Linked DNA regions of Homo sapiens: all the other regions are linked to region 3. Evidence: chromatin contacts called from ENCODE Hi-C or POLR2A ChIA-PET data. All regions are on one chromosome and are shown on one strand. Each heading gives the region's core, a stretch centred on a gene start or an enhancer-like site at or near the end of the contact. The rest is flanking DNA. Distances are from core to core; before and after follow the strand shown. Region 1 holds the start of LNCATV (lncRNA negative regulator of antiviral signaling). Region 2 has its middle 32 kb from the start of NID1. Region 3 holds the start of B3GALNT2 (beta-1,3-N-acetylgalactosaminyltransferase 2). Region 4 holds the start of GPR137B (G protein-coupled receptor 137B). Region 5 holds the start of IRF2BP2 (interferon regulatory factor 2 binding protein 2). Region 6 holds the start of LINC03108 (long intergenic non-protein coding RNA 3108).

Region 1 (3,667 bases), core at 576-3,075, 540 kb before region 3:
ACTCCCACACTTGGCAGGATTACATTTCCTTGTGGCCTCAATGACGTGATAGGGCAGATTTATTGGGCTTACAGAAAAAAAGAGAGAGGAGAGAGAGCGAGAGAGCGAACAGTAAACTCTGCTGTGCAGTCAACCTGGACCTTGGTTTTAAGTTGCACATCATCAGGGCCAAGAGAGAAGATTTGGCAACATGGGGTGGTTTGGTGAGAGTCGGCATGTTTCACTGGTAATCTGCTGGAGCACTAAAATATATACATCCAAAGGTTACCTTCTTTCAATTCACTGAAAAATAAAAGGAGCTTCAAGGCTGGACCAAATAACACACATAAATAACTCATGCATGCCTGCATGCATAGATGCAAACATACATACCCAAGATGTGTAGCAAACAAAACAGGCACAGTGCTTTCAGGAGAAACTTGGGTGTGGAAGTAAGTTCTACCTTTTTGCTCTATTTTCCTCCTGGAGGGAGAGAGGAAAAGCAGCTGCCTAAATGCTCAGTCAGCCCACAAGCTGTCATGCGTGACTATCTCCAGGGCAGACAGGAGAGCAGGAACCCCTTTCTGAAGCTGAGTTCTGATGCAGAATGTTTTCAGGGCTTAAGACAGCCCCCACACAGCTAGCCAACAGAACTTTCTGGGCTGCGGTCAGTTAGCTATGTCGCACAGGAATGGCATCTGCTTTCACTTATTTCAGAACTCAAGCATAAGTCCTGGGAGTATTTGACCAAAAGAGCCTCCCGCTTGGCGTGCGAGGGTTAGGTTTCCAGAAGATGTAGCACGTACCTGCGCTTTCAACTCCCAGAAGCCAAAGCTATGGAAAGATCTCAGCGTGTTTTTTTTTTAATTTTATTTTAAAATCATACCGTTTTAAAAGTTCTGCTTGTTATAAATCCAGCCTGAAAGCAGATGAATGAAACATAGACCCACACAAAAAAAATCTACAAGAATAGATCTTTTTTTTTTTTAACTTGGGGTTTTTGAGGAGGGATTTTAGAGGAGTGGCGGGGAAGCTACTCAGTCGAGATAAACTCCTTAAAAGCATGGGCAAAATTCCCTTTTCTGTGACCAGTTTTTTTAAAAATGACAAAGTCACACAAGAGAGGAAATGAAAAGGGAAATTTTTAGACTTCTCATCTGTGCTGAAAGCCCCGGGCTGTTTCAGAACCCGGTCAGGGTAACCGTCAGGCCTGCGGTCACCGCGCTGCAATCCCAGGAGGCCTTGCGTCAGCGGCCATTATATCAATAAGGAAGTACAATCACCAAACCACAAGCCGGCTTCTTTTCTAAGCCCACATGTTGCTTTAGAGGGTTTTCAAACAAGAGACTTTCCTGTTTTTGAAACCTGTGAATCCACAGGTCTTACAGGTTACTCAAATTATCTTATCACTTGCAGCATGAATTTCAAAACTGCTTACTCCAGCCTTCCCCTCCCCTGGAGGAACAGACGTCCATTTACAAACCAGAATCCTTATTTACAGTGTCCCGTTGCCAATTGCTGACACAGAAGGGGGAAAAAATACCAGTTATACATTAAGCTTTAAGGTTAAAGTATCTGTGCCAGACGCTGTCCAAACACCATCTATTCACTGACCTGAAGGCAGGATGACCACACCGGAGAAAATTCTACAGAAACAGTTTTGCGGTCACAGCAGTATTCCTTCACAGAGCCAGGCTATGTTTCCTGCAGATGCATACACATGCTTGCAAATGTACTGTAAGAAATCATCACAATTCACAGGAAACATATTTATCCTAAGATGTGTAGCAAATCTGTTGGAAATTTTTAAGCACAGCCAAAAGACATCCCAAACCACCTATGAGGTTGCTTCCCAGGTTGCTGGAAAAATCAACGTAGGATAGCATCGGTAGAGGACGCTACCGCGGCGCAGGTGAAAGATGTAAACAGTGCAATCTAAATCTTCAATGGGATGCAAGTCAGACTTATTTTTCTCTTGAGCAAATAAAAAGATTCAGATTAAAGAGTGCCTTATAGAACTGGTACAGAGTTCTACATAGAACTGATATAGAGTTCATCTAATAAGAGTGTCTTATAGATGAGATAAATCCATAAACAAACGTCTCTCTTTCCTGCTCAGCTCAGCAGCTTGAGAAAGATGTGCCACACCTAACAACTGCATTTGACAGCCATCTCCTGGTTTAACTTCTACCCTGGCCAGCGGCCACTTAGCGTTGCCCCAGCAATGCCTGCAGACTTCATCACGCGCTCCCTCGCTGGAAGCGTCCCTCCTAAGGCAGACCTGAAGTTCACAGAGGGCTTCTGGACAGTAGTTCACATTCTGTTTTCAATGGTGGCCTAATCAGACTGAGAATAAACAACAAGTGAACTTTATCCTGCAGCTACAACCAGTGAACTCTAAGCCCATTTCACAGAATGCACACAGCAATAATGGATCTAGCAGACACTTATCTAATCTCACACTTTCCGTCTTTTTGGGTTATAATCAACACTTAGCTCATCAACACACACACACACACACACACGCACATCTTCCAAAAAAGAACCTGCTCTCAGTTTAAGCACACTGAGATTTTATTTATCTTATTTTATTTGTCTGCATTCCAATAAACCTTCTAACATTGAAATGTTGAGACAGACACTCTAAAGTCAGGATGCTGTGATGTTTATGTTTGAGGGAGGGTTCTTTCAAAGTAGCCAAAATTGTCTCTCTTAGGAAATGTGAAGTGTGAATGAAGCCACACCAAAAAGTCTCAGAAGTAAATCTCTCAAAGATTATGACCAGCCTGTTGTGGAATAACGCAATATATCCTTAGAGGAAAATACAATAAAGTAAGAGAATTCCAGGCTTCCTACACAGGCCCAGTAGGTATTTTTTATCTTAATAACTCGTTGGTAAATGGCCTACTATGTCCATAGGAAAAGCATCCTCTTCTTCAACTGTGTTTTAAAAAGAATAACTTCTTCTTTCCTCCTTTGGAAAAGCCATTGCTCCAAAATTCACATAAAACAAATACAGACTGGTTTTCTGTTCCTTTCACTTTCTGTCCCTATCACTTTAGGCTGTGGTAACCAGGACTTCTAGGCCTAAATATGCTTGCCTGATTTTGCCTGAGTTTGCTGGAGAATTGCTCAACCACCCTCTCACTTTGGCTGTGTAGACCATAGCTCTTGCCCTCCCTCCAGGGGAGAGGCATTAACTAATGAAGAAAACAGTGACTCCCCTCTTCTGCCACCACTGACACTCCATACCCAGGCCTGTGCCACCAGGCCTGCTTCCAGGACTGTGGGCTGCCTGTTCCCTGCTATCCTGAGCCTTCCAGCTCCAGTGCCAACAAGGGCACTAGGTAATGGGTACTTCTGATGAAGGACACTGCATGAGATCTTCCCATCACTTAGAGAAGTGTTCCATTTGGGGTCATTACCAACCCTGTCTACTCAGACCAGCAAAGCATAGAGAAAAATAGGATGGATAGGCAAGTATAAGGCATCACCTTATATCTGTGTCTTAAAAAGCTCTTTATATTACAGAATTTCTTTATTTGGAACAACAAAATACTCTGAAGGGAATCTCATGAATTTTAGTTTGGAACGTTTATAGAGGTTGTCTGGAAGAATAGTTTTTGTTGATTTGGTTTTTTAATACAAAGAAAAATAAAAGCTTTTGTAGTTATTCTTGAAGGTATGA
Region 2 (3,652 bases), core at 551-3,050, 590 kb after region 3:
TTAACTACATTTTCTTATTTTTGATATTGTTGATGCTCTGACATCTGAGACCTTGCTGAGCCAAGAGGGGCTGCCCCTCCCAGGCGGGGTAAGCTAATTCCCAGAGATAGCAAAGGACATGCCTGCAAGCATGCCTTCCATATGCAAACCAATCAATCCAGAGCTCACACCCCCAGCCACTTCCCTTAGTGGGTTCCCACACTCTGGGCCACTATCTACCTGCCCTAGTCACCCCAGAACCTGGTACCAGACAACTAGGGACAGTCCCTGTGACCCAGAGCCACCAAATTGTTCAAACTGCCCAATACTAACCCTGACTAGCCTGCTTATATTGCATCATCTATTTCTTCCCATGAAAACCATGATAAAGGCTCCTGCCCCCAGGTCCCATCACCCCAGCCTGCTGTCTTACCTGAGTACTTCTCCCTGTGGCCCTGCATGGAGTGCCATGCCTCCTGTCTCTAGGGACTGAGTATAACAAAAACCTTTTCCTTTATACCAATTATTTTCATATCTGCATGTCTTACCATACCCAATTAAAACAAATCTCAAATACAATTAAAACTCACTTCTGAGAAATCTTTGCCTAACCCAACCTCGCAAAGATTTTCTACATGTTTTCTTCTAGAACAGAGGTCACCAAGCTACGGCCTGTGGGCCAGTGGCTTGTTTTTCTAAATAAGGTTTTACTGGATTATGGCCATACTCTTCATTTTTGTAATGTTTATGGCTGCTTTTGTGCTATGACAGAGTTAAGTAGTCATGACAGAGACCACATGGCCCATAAGCCTAAACATCTGCTACCTCGCCCTTTAAGAAAAAGTAAGATGACCTCTGTTTTAAAAATATTATAGTTTTAGTTCTTACATTTAGGTCTGAGACCCTTTCTGAGTTAAACATTTTTATGATGTGAAGTAAAAGTTAAGGATATTTTTGTGTATGAACATCCACTTCATCCACAAAGCAGCAATGTTTCTTTTTCAAAAAAGACCATCTTTCCATGTTGAATTATGTTGGTCGTCATCAAAAATTAATTGACCATGTAGCTGTTTCTCAACTTTTTATTCTGTTCCATTGATCTTCGTGTCTATTCTTCTACCAATACCACCCTGTCACGTCTATTGTATCTTTCTAGTAAATCTTAAAATTGGGTAACATAAGCTCTCCATTTCCAGTTTCTGGAAAAATTTGTGTAGAATTTGTTGTAAATAAATTTTTGGTGCTGCAAAAGAAATAGCACTCAAACATAAGTTTAATTTTCTCAGCAAGGCAATTTTACTTCTCTAGAAGGGTGCGACTCGCAGATGGAGCAATGGCCAGAGCACACCTGAACAAGGGAGGGGAAGGGGTTCTGATTCCTGACACAGGTAGCCCCTACTGATGCGTCGTTCCCGTATTGGCTAGGGTTGGACTGCACAGTCTAAGCTAATTCCGATTGGCTACTTTAAAGAGAGCAGGGGTATGAGCCAGAGTGGCGGGGTGAGTAGTTTGGTGGGAAGGGTGGTTACAGAACAGGTGACTCAGGATGATTCAGGTCAGAGCAGGTGACCAGGGGTGACTCAGAATGGAGCAGGTGGCCAGGGGTGACTCAGAATGGAGCAGGCGGCCAGGGGTGACTCAGAATGGAGCAGGCGGCCAGGGGTGACTCAGAATGGAGCAGGCGGCCAGGGGTGACTCAGAATGGAGCAGGCGGCCAGGGGTGACTCAGAATGGAGCAGGTGGCCAGGGGTGACTCAGAATGGAGCAGGTGGCCAGGGGTGACTCAGAATGGAGCAGGCGACCAGGGGTGACTCAGAATGGAGCAGGTGACCAGGGGTGACTCAGAATGGAGCAGGTGACCAGGGGAATAGACGTTAACTACTGATTAGAACTGTTGGAAAAGGTTGTTTAGTGAAACTAGGGCTGAGGAGAACGAGGAAGTTCAACTTTAAAATGGAGAACAAAGAACTGAACATACTGACATACTGATTCTTTGAAGAGAAATTTAGAACTCACTGTATTCAACAAATTATTATTTTTGCTTTTAAGTGTCTGTGGAATTCACCGGTGATCCACCTGCCTCAGCCTCCCAAAGTGCTGGGATTACAGGCGTGAGCCATTGTGCCCGGCCAAGAACAGCCTTCCATTTCTACCTTGCCTGTAGCCTCCCAAACCAAAATACGGGTCTCAACACCTGGTCCTTGATCTCCTTGACTCCCGTTGGACCCAAGAAGTATGGCTTCTCTCCCCTTTCCTCTGGTGGATGGCCCTGGACACAACCCACCTCACACTAACAGAGACAGAGGGGTGGTCCAAGGGAAGTGAGTGAGAAGTTACCTGCAGAAGAGGGAACTTTTGAGAGAAGGAACCAGGTAGCTGTGAGGCCCTTGAAAACAGAAGGCTGTCAAGGCAGATTTGAAGGGAGAATATATGTGAATTAGCAAGTGCAGGAGATAGAGAGAGCACTAACTATTAGAAAGAAATGAAAATAGGGCCAGGCGCGGTGGCTCACACTTGTAATCCCAGCACTTTGGGAGGCTGAGGCAAGTGTATCACTTGAGGTCAGGAGTTCGAGTCCAGCCTGGCCAACATGGCGAAACCTCCCCACCATGTCTACTAAAAATACAAAAATTAGCTGGGTGTGATGGTGTGCACATGTAATCCCAACTACTTGGGAGGCTGAGGCAGGAGAATCTCTTGAACCTGGGAGGCGGAGGCTGCAGTGAGTCAAGATTGTGCCACTGCACTCCAGCCTGGGCGAAAGAATGAGACTCCATCAGAAAGGAAGAAAGGAAGGGAAGGGGAAAAGAAGGGAAGGGAAGGGAAGGGAAGGGAAGGGAAGGAAGGAAAGGAAGGGAAGGAAGGAAGGGAAAGGAAGAAAGGAAGGGAAGGGAAAAGAAGGGAAGGGAAGGAAGGAAAGGAAGGGAAGGAAGGAAGGGAAGGGAAGGAAGGAAGGAAGGAAAGGAAGGGAAGGAAGGAAAGGAAGGGAAGGAGGGAAGGGAAGGAAGGAAGGAAGAAAGGAAGGAGAAACTAGGAATAGGGAGAGGATAAAGAAATTTTAGTTTTTGAAAAAGCTGTGTTAAGCTAATCAAGTCACATGAGATCATGCAGAGATGTGGCTACCATAGTATCTAAAGAAAAGGACTCTGAGGCAGGCAGCCTGCCTGGGTTCAAATCCTGCCTCCCCCACTTATTCACTGTGCAATCTTGGGCAAGTTACCTAACCTCTGCCTCAGTTTCCTCATTTGTGATGGTTGTTGTAAGGATCAAGTTATTGCACGTAAAGTACTTAAAACAACTCCTGGCCCATTAAGCACAAGAGACCTGTGTTTTGTTCTTGTACTATCTTCCTCTTCATCATTATGTACCTATAAATTAACTAACCTGGATGTTACTGGCATTTCAAGATTTCCTTGCACAGTGCTAAAAGTCACTGTTCAAATTGTGCTCACAATCTGTGCACTCTTATCAGAATATGGGCAAGAAGTTGGACAGAGTTGCCCTACTAGAGAAAGTGGGTATATAGAGAGCATCTTTTACATATTTGCATTGGGGCTGTCTTTCATCACAATGGGAGCAGAATTTGACAGGCAGTAGGGTGGATGAGGTGCAGCTCCACACTAACCAGCTGAGCCATGTGAGCAAATATTGAGCACATCAACCCCATTCATCA
Region 3 (3,752 bases), core at 301-2,800:
CACTGAGCAAAACCCTGACCCCATCAACTGGTTAAGTGCATAGCAACACTGTACTTTCATTAAATCACTTAAATAGTGTTTAATTCTATTCAGGTCACACAAATCCTTTTCAAAGAGCTAGTGATCTAATAGGAAAAGAGATTGTTACCAAAATAACCTCAACATAATTTCATATAACTGAGACTGTTTTGAGGATTGCCGAATACTTTCTACTTATAAGGCATAGAGTGCTGAACTGCAAACACTCAATTCTAATTTTAAGAACTTTTGGATTAGAAAACAGCTGTTTTGGGGAGAGATGGTAAGGGAAAAAAGTCCCAGTATAGTTACAAAATTAAGTATTACATAATATTTAAAAGAGCTTTCTAGGTTTCTTTCATGTTCTAGGGCAAGCCCTTAAAGAAGAAGACAAGAGATACAGGGAAAGCTAAAGTAGTGTTCAGGGTGGTGGAACCCACTAACAAAACAATCCGCTGGGCACCGTAAGTAAAGCATTCTATTAGGCTGTGACGCGAAACAAGAACAAAGGTTTCATTCCTACGAGAGATTAAGTTTTAGAGCAAATGGACACGATCGTTAAAGAATTTGATATTTCCATGTAAACTGCATTAGCAGGTTATGCGATCCAAACTCACAGGAACAACTCCAACTCTCGGCCATGCCCTATTTCATGTCTAGATTTGTTTAACCGACTTACATCATAATCCAAGAATACGAACTACAGTATATTCTTACAGCAAAGTTATTCCTTAAAAGCAAAACCGAGCCACCTTTGAAAACACGCACACACATTATCCACGGCACTAAAACCCCAGTCTTGACCGAGAAAGACCAACAACTTGGGGGGGAAGAAAACAACTTCAGAGCCAGAGCTCCCAAAGCAGAAAGCGCTGGCGGCTGAAGGGCACACGAGGTTCCGCTCCCGGGCGAACGGGCGGCGTCGGACATCACTAACCAGGCCTGGGGACAGGCGAAGGACTTGCAACTGCGGGCGCCGGCTCTGCGGGCGTTAAGGGAAACGGGGAAGTGAGAAGAGGCGGGGACACGAAAAGAGAAAAGCTCCCTCAAGTTTGCCCGATGTTAACGCTCCAAGGATGAAAAGAGCCGTTTGTTTCGTCTGGGGACCGTCGCGTTTGGCCCTTCCCCCGCCTCCAACAATTCCCGGCGAAGCCCCGCGGCACCAAGCCGGGCCTCCCACCCCCCCGGCGGCCGCCAACCCGCCCGGCCCCAGGACCTCACCTGCAGGGCCGGCCCCGGAGGCGCAGGCGGGCGGCGGGGAGCGCAGCCGCAGCCAGAGGTGCAGCGCGGCCCCGAGCACACACGGGCACAGCAGCACCAGCCAGTTTCGCATTGGCCGCCCCCGCCGCGAGCCGGGCTCTCCCGCGTCCCGGCGGAGAGGGAGGGGACCTGCAAGTGCGGAGACTGAGGGGCGGCGGCTGACGAGCGACCACTCCGAGCACGCCCGCCCTCGCGCTCGGCGACGTCTGGGGGGCTCCTCGCAGCTCCCGGCCCCGCTCCTCCGGTCCCTCAGACCGCGGGTGGCCGCGGCTTAGCCGGCCGAAGCCCCGCCCCCTCCGCCTGGCCTTCCCACCGGCTCCGCCCACCTTTTCTCCCACTCGCCCCGCCCTCTCCTCCCGCGTTTCCACACGCGCCAGCCAGCCGGCCGGGAGCTGAAGTCCCGCTCTGGGCCCAGGCAGGGGGCGCCCGCGGTTTAGAAACCACATTTCCCATGAGCCTAAGCACGCGCTTCCGTCACTCGGCGGCCGCGGGGGCGAAGGGCGAGGCCCCACACAGAGCATGCGCATCCCCCTTGACGTTTGCTGCCACCCCACGGCCCAGGGGAGGTAGTGCCGGAGACCCGGTGCTCGGAGGCTGCCCGGAGCCGCGAAGGGAAATGCGCTTTGCCTCAGATTTGAAGGAAATCCGAGTGGCTCTTGTGTGAAATCACGCAGAGCTCCTTTGTTCCGCGTGCTCTCTTGCTCGACTGCTGTGGGAGGTGGGATCCTGCTGACGTCTCCTTGGCCCGTAGAGTGGGGCGAGGAAGCCCGAGTGTCCGCGCCTGGAGCGGTGACTCATCAGGGATTAGCTCTGGTGCCGTGGGTTCCCGGCTCTTTGCCCGGTTCTGTGCTCTGGGAACGCAGGGTGACAGACAGCGAGCTGGGGACTAGGCTGTGGAACACGATGATGACGAGCCAATCAGGGTAGAACTGCACGTGCTCCGGGTTCATACTGGAGCTGGGAGCGAAACGGGAGCCGGGCGAGCTGGGAGAACGTGGGCTCCGGGGACCTGGGGAAGGGTGGCCGCAGCGAGCCTTCCAGGGAGAACGCCGGCCCCGCGTCTTGAGGCTTTGCCCCGGGTGGGAGCCCTCCTGGCCCACCAGGCCCGCGCCGAGGCAGCCGGAAAGCGGGGACGGGGCGGTGAAGGCACTGGGGTGAGGATGGGAGAGAAGGATGAGAACGAGCGGCTGGGCTATGGGGCGGTTTTTGTTTCTGCTTTTGTTTTTGAGACGGAGTCTCACTCTGTCACCCAAGCTGTAGTGCAATGGCGCGATCTCGGCTCGCTGCAACCTCCGCCTCCTGGGTTCAAGCGATTCTCCTGCCTCAGCCTCCTGAGTGGCTGGGATTACAGGCGCCCGCCACTGCGCCCAGCTAATTTTTGTATTTTTTTTGTAGAGACGAGGTTTCGCCATGTTGGCCAGGCTGGTCTCCAGCTCCTGACCTCAGGTGATCCGCCCGCCTCGGCCTCCCAAAATGCTTGGATTACAGGCGTGAGCCACCGCGCTCGGCCGCGGTTTTTTTTTTTTTTTTTTTAAGTTTCCACAAGTGTGGAAACAGAAGGTGACTGTATTATTGAAAAAAAGTCTTGGATGACAGAAGACCCAACTCAAACAGGCTTAAGGGAAAAAAGTACTTTGGCTCGCCGTGGCTCATGCGTGTAATCCCAGCACTTTGGGAGGCCGAGGTGGGCGGATCACTTGAGGGCAGGAGTTCGAGACTAGCCTGGGTAACATGGTGAAACCCTGTCTCTACTAAAAATACAAAAATTAGTCTGGCGTAGTGGTGGGCACCTGTAGTCCCAGCTACTCAGGAGGCTGAGGCAGGAGGATCGCTTGAACCCAGGAGGCGGAGGTTGCAGTGAGCCGAGATCGCGCCATTGCACTCCAGCCTGGGTGACAGAACGAGACTCTGTCTCAAAAACAAACAAACAAACAAAAAAAAAATAAAAAGAAAAGGCAAGAAAGTAATAATTGGTTGCCAGAAAAAGTATACTATTTTTATCCTCAGGAAAGGTAGTAAATGGCCTCTGTTGATATTGTAAAATTTTCATTTTGTGAATTAGAATGAGTTATCCTAAAAAGAGGACTAATCCCTCATTTCAGCAGAGCTAGTCATTCGACAAATACTTATTGAGTGTCTATTATGTACCAGACACTTTTGTAGGTACTTTAGATACACCAGTGAACAAAATAAAGATCCCTATCCTGTGTTGATGGGGAGTAGGGCGCAGACTATAGACATAATAAAGAAATATACTCAACCAGCATGTTAGAAGGTTATTCCTGCTCTGGAAAATATAACAATTAGGGCCGGGTAGGGGAATTGTGAGTGTGGGATTGAAATGACACAGATTGCAGTATCAACTAGCAGTATTTAAACAACTGTTCAAAGTTACAATGAGCACTAAAGGGAAGAATAAACATAAGTCATCCGAATATATTAAATAATCAAGGTGTTGTTTCACTTAACAACCT
Region 4 (3,979 bases), core at 823-3,322, 640 kb after region 3:
GATGTGGACTCAATGTCTGGAGAGCCAGTAGCCCTCCTGGATCATGAGGTAGAATCCATGCACACTGGAGGGAGAAATATCAGAGTCTGGACCTCTGTTGACAAACAATATTCCTTCAGTGTAATAAAATGTATACGGATGCTTTTCCAATGTGCCAGGGGAGAGACTGGTAAACAAGCCTAGTTTCTATCATAAGGACACATAAATAAGTGTGTTGCGGGGGAAACTAACAATCAGGCAAGGATATTAGGGAAGCACACAGGTGAAACACCTAGCCTAATCCTGAGAGTTTGGTGGGTGGAGAGTTCTGGAGAGGCTCTCTGCAGGAAGTTACACCCTCATGGATAGCTAGGAAGGACCAGCTGTTGGAGGAAAGGGCAGAATTTTCTTAGTCTAGGGGAGTCAGGAGGTGTTAACACTGCTTAACACCTTGGAAGAGATAAGGCAGGGAGGTAAGCTAGGGTAGGAGTTTAGACTCTAACCCCAGAACTATGAGGAGCAAGGGAAGGGCATTTAAGCACGGGAGTAAAGTGGCCAGGTGTTCTTTAGAGCGATCATTCCATCATTCCACTTGCGCTGTTCAGAACGGGGATTGAGGGGAACGAGATCAGAGGCGTGGAGCCCAATTCCGTATTTCCTCTTGAAATAGCGATAGGGAGAGAGGGAAAGGATAGAAAAACTGGAAAAGGAGCTCCACGCCAAAGGCACACTTGGCCCCAGTGAACCACCTGGAATACGCTGGGAGCGCTGTAACCACTAAGTAATTCTGAGCAAAAGCTAGGGTGGATTCTGGATATGCCAGGCCGTCTTTTGGAAAAAGAACACACAATTAGGCACGAAGTGGAGTAAGAAAAGAAATCACAATTACTGGAGCCTCGGAAATCCGAGTTTCTTCTGTTTACCAGAACCGCTTGCCCAGCAATGTTTCCAGAGGGCGCCCGGCTTTCCCTCTTTTCCCAGAGCACTCCCCAGCTCTCCCAAGACAAGGGTGGCGTGGTGCCCCGGGGCAAAGACTAAGTCGCTGTACAGCCTCGAGGAGCGAGCTGCTCAGCAAAAGCAAAAGAGAAGGGCTCTCGGGTGGCGGGGACAGACCCTCCTTCGGCATGGGTTGGATCGGACAAGGGGGGCCGTGTGCCGTCAGCTGCCCCACTTCTCTCTGAAGCCCAGTGGGCTCCATCCACTGACCCGCGGCCCGCGCGCCTCCCGGCACCGGCTACATCGCTGGGAGGTGAGGCGCTGGGAGCGCGTGAGGCTCTCCGGGAGAAAACAGCCCAGCTTGCATCCCAGAGGAGGCAGCAGCCGCAGGCACCGTCTATTTCCTCACTCAGTATACAAATTTGACCTCAAAAATACGAACCCTGTCTTTGGCATGTCTGCATTTAGAAATAAACATCATTCCAGACGCCGGCCAGTTCATAGCCACAGAGTCGTAAAGTTTTATTTTTAAAGGGGGGGACGGAAAGGACTTGTAAAGTTTTTTTTTTAAATTTGTTTTTAAATAAAGGAATTAACTTCTGCAAAACAAGCAATCAGCAGCAGAATGCGCGAGGCCACGAGTGCGATCCCCCGAGGCGCGGGGCGCGGCTGGGAAGTTTTGGGGGCGCGCGGCGCGGTGCCGGGACCGGGGAGGAGGCGCGCGGTTCTGGGGGCGCGCAGTGCGGGAGCGCGCGGCCCCGGGGATGGGGAAGGGGCCGGGGACGGGTAGCGCGCGGCCCCTGGGATGGGGAGGGGGCGGGAAGGGGGGAAGAGACGCGGGGCTCTGGGGGCCCGCAGTCTGGGAGCGCGCGGCCCCGGGGATGGGGAGGGGGCCGGGAGGAGGCGTGCGGCTCTGGGGGCGCGCACTGCGGGAGCGCGCGGTGGCGAGGATAGGGCGGGCCGGGGTTCGCGGGGCGAAGGCGCGCGGTGCCCGGGGGAGGGCGGGCCGGGGCGCGCGGGCCGGGGCGGGGGCGCGCGGGCCGGGGCGGGGGCGCGCGGGGCCGGTCGGCGCGCGGGGGCGGCGGGCGCGGCGCTGCCAATCGCAGACAAAGGCCGTCCCAGTGAATCATGTGGTGCCGGGGGAGGAAGTGCGGCTTGTTTTCTTTCCTCCAGTCTCGGGGCTGCAGGCTGAGCGCGATGCGCGGAGACCCCCGCGGGGGCGGCGGCGGCCGTGAGCCCCGATGAGGCCCGAGCGTCCCCGGCCGCGCGGCAGCGCCCCCGGCCCGATGGAGACCCCGCCGTGGGACCCAGCCCGCAACGACTCGCTGCCGCCCACGCTGACCCCGGCCGTGCCCCCCTACGTGAAGCTTGGCCTCACCGTCGTCTACACCGTGTTCTACGCGCTGCTCTTCGTGTTCATCTACGTGCAGCTCTGGCTGGTGCTGCGTTACCGCCACAAGCGGCTCAGCTACCAGAGCGTCTTCCTCTTTCTCTGCCTCTTCTGGGCCTCCCTGCGGACCGTCCTCTTCTCCTTCTACTTCAAAGACTTCGTGGCGGCCAATTCGCTCAGCCCCTTCGTCTTCTGGCTGCTCTACTGCTTCCCTGTGTGCCTGCAGTTTTTCACCCTCACGCTGATGAACTTGTACTTCACGCAGGTGAGTTTCAGAGAGGCTCCTGGAGGCGCTCACCTGGCGGGGTGGTCCCCGCGGGGCGCCCGAGGCAGGGGCGATGGCAGCCGCGGGGGCGGGTCCGGCCCTAGGGCTGAGAGTGTAGGGAGAAGGCGCCGGCTCTGGGGTCGTCCGAACCCTGTCCTGTTTGCGGGCATTTGTCATAGGAAACCCCCTGCCATTCCCAAAAGGGGCAAGGAGAAGGCAGGGGAGGGCTGGAGGCCGCCGCTCACTCGCTGCCCCTGGCTCCGCATCGTGCGGTGGATTCGGGGCGCTTCTCCGTGCGCAGCGCGAAGCAGCAGCGCCTGCACACGCCAGTTAGTACGGATGGAAGGTGTGCCCCCAAGGGAGGCCTGAACTCTAGAATTTGCCCTGCCTCCCCAGGCACCTAACTCCCGGCCTGGAAAGGTCTTCTGCACGTTGGCCTCCAGATTTGGGCCTGACACTGCTGTTTTGAGCGTTGGCAGGGTGAGACCATGTTGGTTTTGATGAGATGTTTTGAACCTCCGGCTTAGGAGCTCTACAGAACTGCGGCTTACTAACTCATTCCACCGGATTGCTAAACAGCAGGCTGGGGTAACACCCAGCTCCGAGCTGCTGCCGCTCATCAGAGTTACTGTCTGAGCTCATCTGAGAGGCCCCAAGAAAAGGCCATAAAAGCTGACTGGGGCTCTTTTACAGCCACACAAAAATCACTTTATGGGGCATATTATTAAATAAGCTAATGGGAGAGTATGTGAATTAACTTGGCTGCTGCTTTACTGCTGATGGTTGACTTAATGAAAGTGCAGTAATTGTTGAGCACTTTGCAAATACTTTGTATAGCGTTGCACAAAGGTTTAATAACGCGGTGCCGCCGTCATCATCGTCATCATCATCTCTGATTCCCATTAGCTTTCCAAGCACTAAGATGTCCATTTTCACTAGGACTCTGCCGAAGGGGAAGGCGTCAACGGTGTCACCTGGTGAGGGTAATTTCAGAACTGTCGGATGGGCAGAAACCCTGTGCAAGCAGGCATCTCATTCCTTTTAAGTGTCTTTTTTTTTTTTTTTGAGAAAAAGTCACTTATTTAAAAAAAGAAAGAGGCCGTATGCGGTGGCGCATGCCTGTCATCCCAGCATTGTGGAGGCGGAGGCGGGAGGATCGCTTGTGTCCCTGAGTTTGAGACCGGCCTGGGCAACATGGCGAAACTTCCTCTCTACAAAATGTACAAAAATTAGCTGGGTGTGGTAGTGCCCGCCTGTAGTTCCAGCTACTCAGGAGGCTGAGGTGGGAGGCGGAGCCCGGGAGGCGGAGGTTGCAGTGAGCAGAGATTGAACCACTGCACTCCAGCCTGGGTGACAGAGCTAGATCCTGTCTCAAAAAAACAAACGAACAAACAAACAAAAAAAACAAA
Region 5 (3,560 bases), core at 1-2,500, 890 kb before region 3:
CACCAGGGTGGGCGGCACCGCGTGGCCGCGCCGCGGGTTCGGGCTCTGGCGATTCAGCTCGGGCGGCTCCTCTAGCTTGGAGAAGCCGTTGGGCACCAGGATGCCGTTCACGGGCGGCGGCTGCGGCGTCGGCGGCTGGGCCAGGCTCGCTGCCGGGCGGCTGCTGCCGAAGTCAGAGCCGAGGCGCGGGGGCCTCTCGGCCGCGGCCGCCAACGGGTAGCGCTCCAAGGCCTGCGGCGCGCGCGGGGCCGCCTCGGGGCCGCCGTGGCCAAGCTGCTGCTGCTGCTGCAAAAGGATGTCCTTGGCGGAGAGCGGCGGCGGCTTGGCGGCGGCCGAGGCCGCGGCGCCGGGTGGGGAGCGACCCTCCGGGAAGCAGCCGTGCGCCCGCTTGAGCTGCCGCGCCGTCTCGATGACGAACTCGACGCGGTCGGCGCCCTCGTAGTTGACGCAGCCGCGGCAGACGGGTTCGGTGAAGTCCCAGATCATGGCCCAGGGCATGCGGGGCAGGTCACACAGGTAGCACGACTGCCGCCGGGACGCGGCCGCCACCGCCACCGCCGCGGCCATGTCCGAGGAGCCCGCGACGCCGGAGGAGGAGGCGGAGGAGGAGGAGGGGGCGCCGCCGCCGCCCCCCACCGGCACCACGCGCGCCCTCCTCCCCCCCCAACCCCGCGTCTCCCCCACCAGCGGCGGCGGCGGCCGCAAAGGCGGCGGCGGCGGCGGCAAAGCCCGCGAAGGCTCGGCGCCCGCGCAGCGCCCCCGGTGCACGAGGGGCGGCGGGCGCGAGGTGAGGGGCTGCAGCCGCGGCAGCAGTTCCCCCCGGCCGGCCCGGGCACGGGCGGGCGGCGCGGCGCGGCGGGGCGGCGGGCGCGGCGGTGGGGGCTCGGCCGGAGCCGCGGCGGGCCTCCAGACCGGGGCGAAGACGGGCCGCGCGGGCGCGGGGGAGCGCAGCAGGTCGCGGCGGCGGCCGGCACGGAGTGCGGGGCGGGGGGCGGGGAGGCCGGGGGGGCAGGGGGCGGGGGGCGGCCGCCGGGGCAGGCTCAGCCCGAGCGGCGGGGCATGCCGCGCCGGGGTGGCGGCGGCCGGGCGGCGTGGAGCTCGGGCGCGGCGCGGGCCCCGGGTCGCTCCGCCGCTCTCTCACAGCTCCTGGCGTCGCCGCTCTCCAGCGCCAGCGTCAGCGGCCAGCCCGCCTCAGCTCCGCCGCCGCCACCGTCGCTGCTGCTGCTGCCGCCGCGACCGCTCCACTTCTACAGACTTGATTCTTCGACAGTCTCGCACGGCGCCTGCGCGGGCCCCCTCCCCTCGTGCGCGTGCCCGCCCTCCCGCGCGCGCGCTCCCCCTCCCCCCGCGCGCCGAAGGAGCGCTGCCGGGAGAGCCGGCTACGCGGCGCCCGCCCGCCCGCGGGGCAGCGCAGCAGCGCAGCGCCGGTGTTCCCTTCGGAACACCGCGCAAAGTGATCGAGTGCTTTTCCTCCACTTTCCCTCACTTCGCGCCCCACCCGGCTGTCCCGACCACCCTCAGGATGTTTTCCTCTGGTGTGCCTCTGGGCCAAATCGTGCTAAAAATCATTTTTTTTCTTTTATGCAAGGACACTTTGTCACTTGGTTTCCGTCAGTCTCCTGAGAATGGGGAATTTAGGTCTAGCGTGGTTCACAGTTCTGGTTTTTTAGGAGTTATACTTGAAAGCTCAATGTCGGACACATAGCATGAAATCCGTCACTGGTGCTTTGCATTTGTCTTGGAAAGGACATACGCCCCGCCTGTCCCTTTTACTAACTAGGGAGACTGTGAATATTCCCAAGCCCAGCACCACGTGCACACGCCGCCAGCTGGCTCGCGCGTTTTCCACGGAGCCCTCTGGAGGGGAGGGAGCGCGGTTCGGACTAGCCTCTCCCGAACACCAAGTGCCGCTCTTAGCCCCGTCCAGCCCGCCCTGTTCATCGGGGGCCTCGCCGCGCCAGTCGCCCCGGCTGCCTTATGTAGGTATGCGCGGCGGGCGCGTGACGTGGGCGCGGGGCCGTGGGCGGCCGCCGCCGCGAGTGCGCACGCTCCGCGCAGACGTGCCTCGGCGCCGCTGGCACTAGGGCCTCGTGGAACGAATGCACATTCCAGGGATCCGGGGTCTACGGCCAGCGCGGCCGCGTCACAGCGCAGGCTCCACCCCCTTCGGCGAGTCTGGGCGTCGAGGCGCCGCCCCCGGGCCCGAACTTGGACTCGAGGTGGCGGGAGGCGAGGGCGCGAGTGGGGGGGGGGGGGGTCCTGCTCGCCTCCGCGAGGTTCCCGAGGGCCGTGGGGGCGACCGGCTGGCTGGCTGGCCCGCCGTCCCGCAGGGCGGGCCGCCGACGGAGGCGGACTTTTGCCCTATATGCCACCCAGGCCGGGATGAGCCCGGCCTGCAGGTCTGCCACCGTTGGCAGCCTCAGACTCAGCCCAGACTGAATTGAATGTTTGAGTTTCGCACTTTTATCGGGAGGAGGAGCTAGTGTGTGTTATGGTAAATCACTTTGGGCTGGTCGTTAGTCTCCCTAATACACGTAGGCTTAGTCGCTCTTCAATTGGGACTTTTACACTTAAGCTCTTTAAGGGCGGCCTCTGGAGCTGCTTTTGTTGGGAACACAGGCCCACAACTCTCCCTTGAGACTGGAATGAGCTGGTTAAGTGTGGGAAGAACAGGGTACTAATTATATTATCTTTCCTACAACTGGATTGGTAGGTGGAGAGAAAAAAAAAATCATGCTGACGTTTCTCTCTAGTCGTTGCTATTGAAAATACCAGGTTGCTTCAAAGGATTAACCACAAGGAAGAGGAAAAACACCCTTAGAGAAACAGTGGAGGGAGCTGCTTAAAACACATGAAAAAACCTGTTCGAAAATGGCACAGAAAACGTAATGTCAGACCTAAATGTTTTTACAGGCTAACCTTGAATGTCTTTTGGGGATTTCCATAGAAGGTGCGCCTGTTTTAAAGGTCTCTGCATCTGTTCCTGGATCTTGCCCTGCAATTGCAATCCTGCCTCACCCTCTCCAAGCTGGGAGAATGGGGCCTGTCCAGATCCTTCCCGGGAGTAGCTGGTGCCAGCGGGTTTGGTCACTCCCAGGCCCTGCTGTTGCACACCGCTTTCAAGACCTGTCCCTTTGGTCACCCTCCTCAGAGACCCTGTGACACTCATTCCAGTACATGCCTTCACCCACTGCGTCACTGCCCAAAGGGGATGAAGTCCAGTCCTTGTGCTGCAGAGAAATGAACCAACTCATCGCCCCCAAGAGACGGCCCCACTAAGCATTGACTGAAACATACTAAAAGAAAACACAACTCACCATTAGAGTTGTGGCCTAATTATACTCATTTCTCTGCAAGCTGGTACTGTAATGGCCTCAAGGGGAGAGCCTGCCACTCCATCCTAAAATAGAATTAGAGATAGAAATTCTGCCACGATACTAAGATCTTTGCAAAACGGAGCTTTTCTTCTCCAAAGGAAGAGCATTTCCTTCTTATTTTACACTGCCAGTTTCATGTCGAAACTGAGTTGTTGTAACTTCCCTAATGAAATGCCCGATGGA
Region 6 (3,793 bases), core at 507-3,006, 520 kb before region 3:
CAGTCCTTAGTCCACTCCTGAATTGCAACAACACACAACACAAATGCACACAGCGATGCCTCCCTTTCTTGGATGACTCTTTTATATCATGTTCCTGCACATTCTCCCTCCAGTCCAAACATAAGCAAGTTGCACAGCGTATCCATGAATCTTTCCTTTATTACAGAATCTGCACTCCAAAAGCACTGGCTTGGTATTTCCTCTGCCCCGGTAGGGATTTTTATGGGGTTTTTATTTGGTTTCATTTTTGCCATGCTTCTGAGAATGGTTCTTTTGTTCTTCCTTCACTCACCGCTTAGATCCTCCAAGGCATTCCACTCAGAAAATCACACGGCTGCTGCCCCCACTCCAAAAAAAGGGAGCTGAGAAAAACCCCCATTTTCCTATGGATTTTCAAGCCAAAAAACAATGGGCTCTGTGGACAGATGTCACCCCTCCCCCAGGCCATGCCCCTCACTGCCAGGCAGGGGAAGCAGAGGCGAAGGAGGAGGGCCCACTGCGCCCTAGGACTTGGGAATAGCTCTCAGCACCACGGTGGTGGGCTCCATTGTATGTCTTCCAGGACAGGGGCCCCTTCTTCTGGAAAGTACCCCCTCCCTAGCACAAATCAGAGTCCAGATGTGAGCAGGCATCAGTTCAGCTCTTCCCAAGCCGCAGTGTTTGAGCCAATGATGGTCACCTGGCCCCAGTGAAGGCCGTGAAGGCCCCTCTCTGTCCCTTTCTGGCAGTGAAGTCATGAGGTACAATAAGCAAAAGCTGCCATCGTGCACATTACCTGCCATAGAGAGGAAGCTTAGCAAAGAGATTTAGATCAGTATTCAGAGGAAGTTGAGGCGTGAGAAAAGAGAGAGCACGTGGCAGTGTTGGCTCCCAGTTGCAGGTGTCCAGGGTCACACAAAGCCCCCTTTTAAAAGCCCAGGCTGGTTTGACTTGCATTTCTCTCTCTAGAAGCTCTCAAGTCCTTGTTGAATATGGCAGTGACTGGATGCTGGCCATCCTACCTGAACTAGACCAGCCGAGCCTCTGCTCTGGCCAAGCAAATGGGAGGAGATGGAGGGAGAAAAGAGGAAATGGGAGAGACTGGGCCGGAAGAAGAACCCCTGTCCAAGGTGATGGAGGGCGTCGGAACACAGAACACCTGTAGCAGTTTTGCAGAGGGCTTCCAATTCTTTATCAAGCCTGCACCCGACTCTTAGGTTATACAGTCTTAGGCACAAGCAATTATCTGAATAATTGGAGTGTTTCTTAGAAGAGGTTTTAGGTGTCAGCAGCGATGTCTGTTCAGACGGCACACTAGTGACAGATCCTTGGAAAACTCCATGCTCTAGAAGAAAAAGCCAATCCTGACTTTTCACTTCGGAATGTCTCAGCTCCCCACCTGACCCTCTCCTATCGTATCATTGGCTAAATAGACAAAGGGACCACAAGAAAACTACCTCCTCCTTCAACTGCCTCCTCCATCAGTCTAGCGCCTGCCTAGGTGGAGCCCCTGAGAACTATGCTGCTCCCCCAAATGCAACTCCCACAAAGGAGGGAGCTCTTGAGGCAGGCACAGATCCAGGATTTGCCTCGGCTCTCTATGTCACTAGCCTCTCTCAGCTGAAACCACAGGAAGGCCTCAGGTCAGAAGGCTTACCCAATGTGAAGCAAGGTCATAGGGTCCAGCTGAGCCCCCTCACTCATCCAAAGGGGTCAAGGGAGGGCCAGCGGCTACAAGGGGTCAGAGCCTCAGGTTTGACTCCAAGTTCAAAGAATCTAGCTAAAGCCACACTGTGCCCCCTGGCACCACCCTCAGAAACAGATCCAATCCTGAGTCAGAGAGGAAGCAGACACTCACTGAATCACGCATCCACTTCCTCCTACCCACAGCCGCTCAGCCAAGACCAGCAGCCGCTTCCAAGGGACAAATTAGTGACTGACACTCGGAAAAGTTGATGCTGTAAAGGAGAGCAAGCAGGGCGCCACGCACGCGGTGTGAACCACCAGGACCGAGTTTACTGTGGCTCCCCACCCCCTGCATTTTTCAGAGTAAAACTGCACATTTTGTAACAGCCCCTATCCTGTCCTGCACTGACCTTGGCTGTGTTATTTTTCACTTCCCTGTTCAGAACACAGCCACACTTTCCAAATGCCATGAATCATCACCACCGAGCAACGGCCATTTAGCAAGGCAGGAAACCACTGCGCACCAGGCCTGGAAGGAGTAGCTCCCTGCAGTGGGCCTCTCCCACCCTGGCTGTTCGTCGTGGCAAGAGTCCACCACGGAGGCTGGCAGGGCAGAGTTGCCACCCCATGTTCTCAGTTTCTCCACCATCGTCCCTGGGGGCTTCCAGTTCCCCCTTGCACTAGGTCACAGGCAGCGTTAGCCATCTTCTGACTTTCCCGAAGCCTCTCTTGGTTGCATTGGCTGAAATGAAGCTGTCACCTTCCAATCTCGGAAGGGAGAGAAATTCTTGGTGACATTGGCTGAAGTGAAGCTGTCATCTTCCTATCCCAGAAAGGAAAGAAATGGGGAGACCCATTCGAGACCAAGGGAGGCCAGGCGCCATGGCTCACGCCTGTAATCCCAGCACTTACGGAGGCCGAGGCAGGCAGATCGCTTGAGTCCAGGAGTTCGAGACCAGCCTGGGCAACATGGTGAAACCCCGTCTCTACTAAAAATACAAAAATTACCCAGGCTTGGTGGTACATGCCTTTAGTCCCATTTACTTGTGGGGCCGAAGCAAGAAGATCCCTTGAGCCAGGGAGGTCAGGTAGATTAGATCAGGTGGATCTTGCACAGACATCAACAAGACATGGGACGTGCATTCTGCCTGCAAGTGGCCTTGCAGTTATAGGCAAATGTCATCCTGTCATCCTTTATGACCAGAGCCATGCAGGCTTCTAGATGCCATTCAACCAGTTCCTGAAAGTAGTCACCGGTGAGTCCATAAATCAATCAATCAACAAAATATTATTACCCTCAAATGGTTATCAAACTGTTCTGTGCTAGGCACCTGGCACCATGGCTCTCTGAATAACATATGTCTGCCTTCATGCCAGCCTTAGTTCCTCATGTAGTAATGATATCCTCATATGAAGTCATTATTTTTGCCTCTATTTAACCATAAACAGTACCATTCAAAAGTAAAATGATCTAGGAAAGGCAAATCAATACAACAATAAAACATCAGTTTTAACCTATCAGATTGGCCAAAACTTTAAATATTGTCAATGGCTAGTGTTGGCCAGAGAGTGTGGAAATGGGAACTCTCCTTATTATTGGTAGATGTTTAGTGTTATACATTTTCTGGGAGAAATTTGACCCTGTACATTAAAATTATTCATGAGTACTCTTTGTCTTCTTAATTTTAAAACTAGGAATTTATTCTCAGTTGAGCCACCAGAAAAAAATTGCACAGATAGTCATCACAGTGTGGCAAATAAATCTAAAAAATAAATAAAGCTGAAACAACCTAGAAGTGATTGAGTCAGTGACTTATAGTATGTTTAATCATATGCTATGCAACCATTAAACATAATGTTGGAAATCTACATCCAAAGCCATAGGAAGATATTCACATGGATCATTCTGATAGATAAAAAGTAGGAGCTGATACAACATTTGCAGCCCATTTATGTAAAAATGTTGTTGTGAGGGCGTATTCATAAAAGAGACACCTGGAGGCTTATCAAATCGTTGACAGTGGTCACCTCTGCAGAGTGGGATTTGGGGATGATTTTTACTTTCCTCACATTTTCTGTATGTCTTAAAATTGCCTACAATACATATGAAGCATACTTACAGTCAGAA

What was found. A loop is a pair of places that touch in the nucleus more often than their neighbours do. ChIA-PET counts read pairs that join two places held with the same protein, here RNA polymerase II (POLR2A). Pooled maps may share reads with other maps.
Region 1: a map of heart left ventricle shows a loop between it and region 3 (7-fold over the local background). The contact joins the promoter of LNCATV here to the promoter of B3GALNT2 in region 3. A Hi-C loop is called at or near these places in 1 of 168 maps with a recorded cell type or tissue (heart left ventricle), 3 of 37 single-sample maps with no recorded cell type and 9 of 50 pooled maps. POLR2A ChIA-PET finds 5 or more read pairs at or near these places in 1 of 52 experiments (activated naive CD8-positive, alpha-beta T cell).
Region 2: a loop to region 3 is called in a pooled map, with 7 times the contacts of the local background. The contact joins the enhancer-like site here to the promoter of B3GALNT2 in region 3. A Hi-C loop is called at or near these places in 2 of 168 maps with a recorded cell type or tissue (MCF 10A and PC-9), 1 of 37 single-sample maps with no recorded cell type and 7 of 50 pooled maps. POLR2A ChIA-PET finds 5 or more read pairs at or near these places in 1 of 52 experiments (activated CD4-positive, alpha-beta T cell).
Region 4: a pooled map shows a loop between it and region 3 (5-fold over the local background). The contact joins the promoter of GPR137B here to the promoter of B3GALNT2 in region 3. A Hi-C loop is called at or near these places in 1 of 168 maps with a recorded cell type or tissue (OCI-LY7), 5 of 37 single-sample maps with no recorded cell type and 11 of 50 pooled maps.
Region 5: a map of CD8-positive, alpha-beta T cell shows a loop between it and region 3 (8-fold over the local background). The contact joins the promoter of IRF2BP2 here to the promoter of B3GALNT2 in region 3. A Hi-C loop is called at or near these places in 9 of 168 maps with a recorded cell type or tissue (CD8-positive, alpha-beta T cell, Caco-2, K562 and 5 more), 16 of 37 single-sample maps with no recorded cell type and 20 of 50 pooled maps. POLR2A ChIA-PET finds 5 or more read pairs at or near these places in 3 of 52 experiments (CD4-positive, alpha-beta T cell, CD4-positive, alpha-beta memory T cell and Panc1).
Region 6: a pooled map shows a loop between it and region 3 (4-fold over the local background). The contact joins the promoter of LINC03108 here to the promoter of B3GALNT2 in region 3. A Hi-C loop is called at or near these places in 2 of 37 single-sample maps with no recorded cell type and 7 of 50 pooled maps.

Annotation. Positions count from the first base shown.
Region 1 is chr1:234,962,174-234,965,840 of GRCh38, forward strand. LNCATV (lncRNA negative regulator of antiviral signaling) reads right to left here and starts at 1,826. Exons shown (of 4, transcript NR_125945.1): 1 at 1,594-1,826. RefSeq lists enhancers at 592-1,791, 1,105-1,404, 1,425-1,474.
Region 2 is chr1:236,095,565-236,099,216 of GRCh38, forward strand. No RefSeq gene overlaps it. Among named protein-coding and RNA genes, the nearest start is that of NID1, 32 kb to the left of the region's middle. RefSeq lists enhancers at 1,040-2,239, 1,186-1,689, 1,665-1,959, 1,690-2,192. Within about 2 kb of position 1,801, at least 15 of the 41 ENCODE cell types and tissues checked have a DNase peak (open chromatin) inside an H3K27ac peak, as active enhancers do; they include PC-9, where a contact is called at or near this core.
Region 3 is chr1:235,502,902-235,506,653 of GRCh38, forward strand. It overlaps B3GALNT2 (beta-1,3-N-acetylgalactosaminyltransferase 2), which reads right to left and starts at 1,551. Exons shown (of 12, transcript NM_152490.5): 1 at 1,240-1,551. The coding sequence starts at 1,351. RefSeq lists a silencer at 1,080-1,719 and enhancers at 1,653-2,329, 2,030-2,149.
Region 4 is chr1:236,140,467-236,144,445 of GRCh38, forward strand. GPR137B (G protein-coupled receptor 137B) reads left to right here and starts at 2,073. Exons shown (of 7, transcript NM_003272.4): 1 at 2,073-2,570. The coding sequence starts at 2,157. RefSeq lists silencers at 1,812-1,991, 2,062-2,331 and an enhancer at 2,297-2,800.
Region 5 is chr1:234,608,928-234,612,487 of GRCh38, forward strand. IRF2BP2 (interferon regulatory factor 2 binding protein 2) reads right to left here and starts at 1,251. Exons shown (of 2, transcript NM_182972.3): 1 at 1-1,251. The coding sequence starts at 567. RefSeq lists silencers at 66-345, 586-665, 1,046-1,145, 1,206-1,395, 1,876-2,475 and enhancers at 726-1,423, 1,526-1,625.
Region 6 is chr1:234,979,020-234,982,812 of GRCh38, forward strand. LINC03108 (long intergenic non-protein coding RNA 3108) reads right to left here and starts at 1,757. Exons shown (of 2, transcript NR_186308.1): 1 at 1,637-1,757; 2 at 1-1,324. RefSeq lists an enhancer at 516-1,019.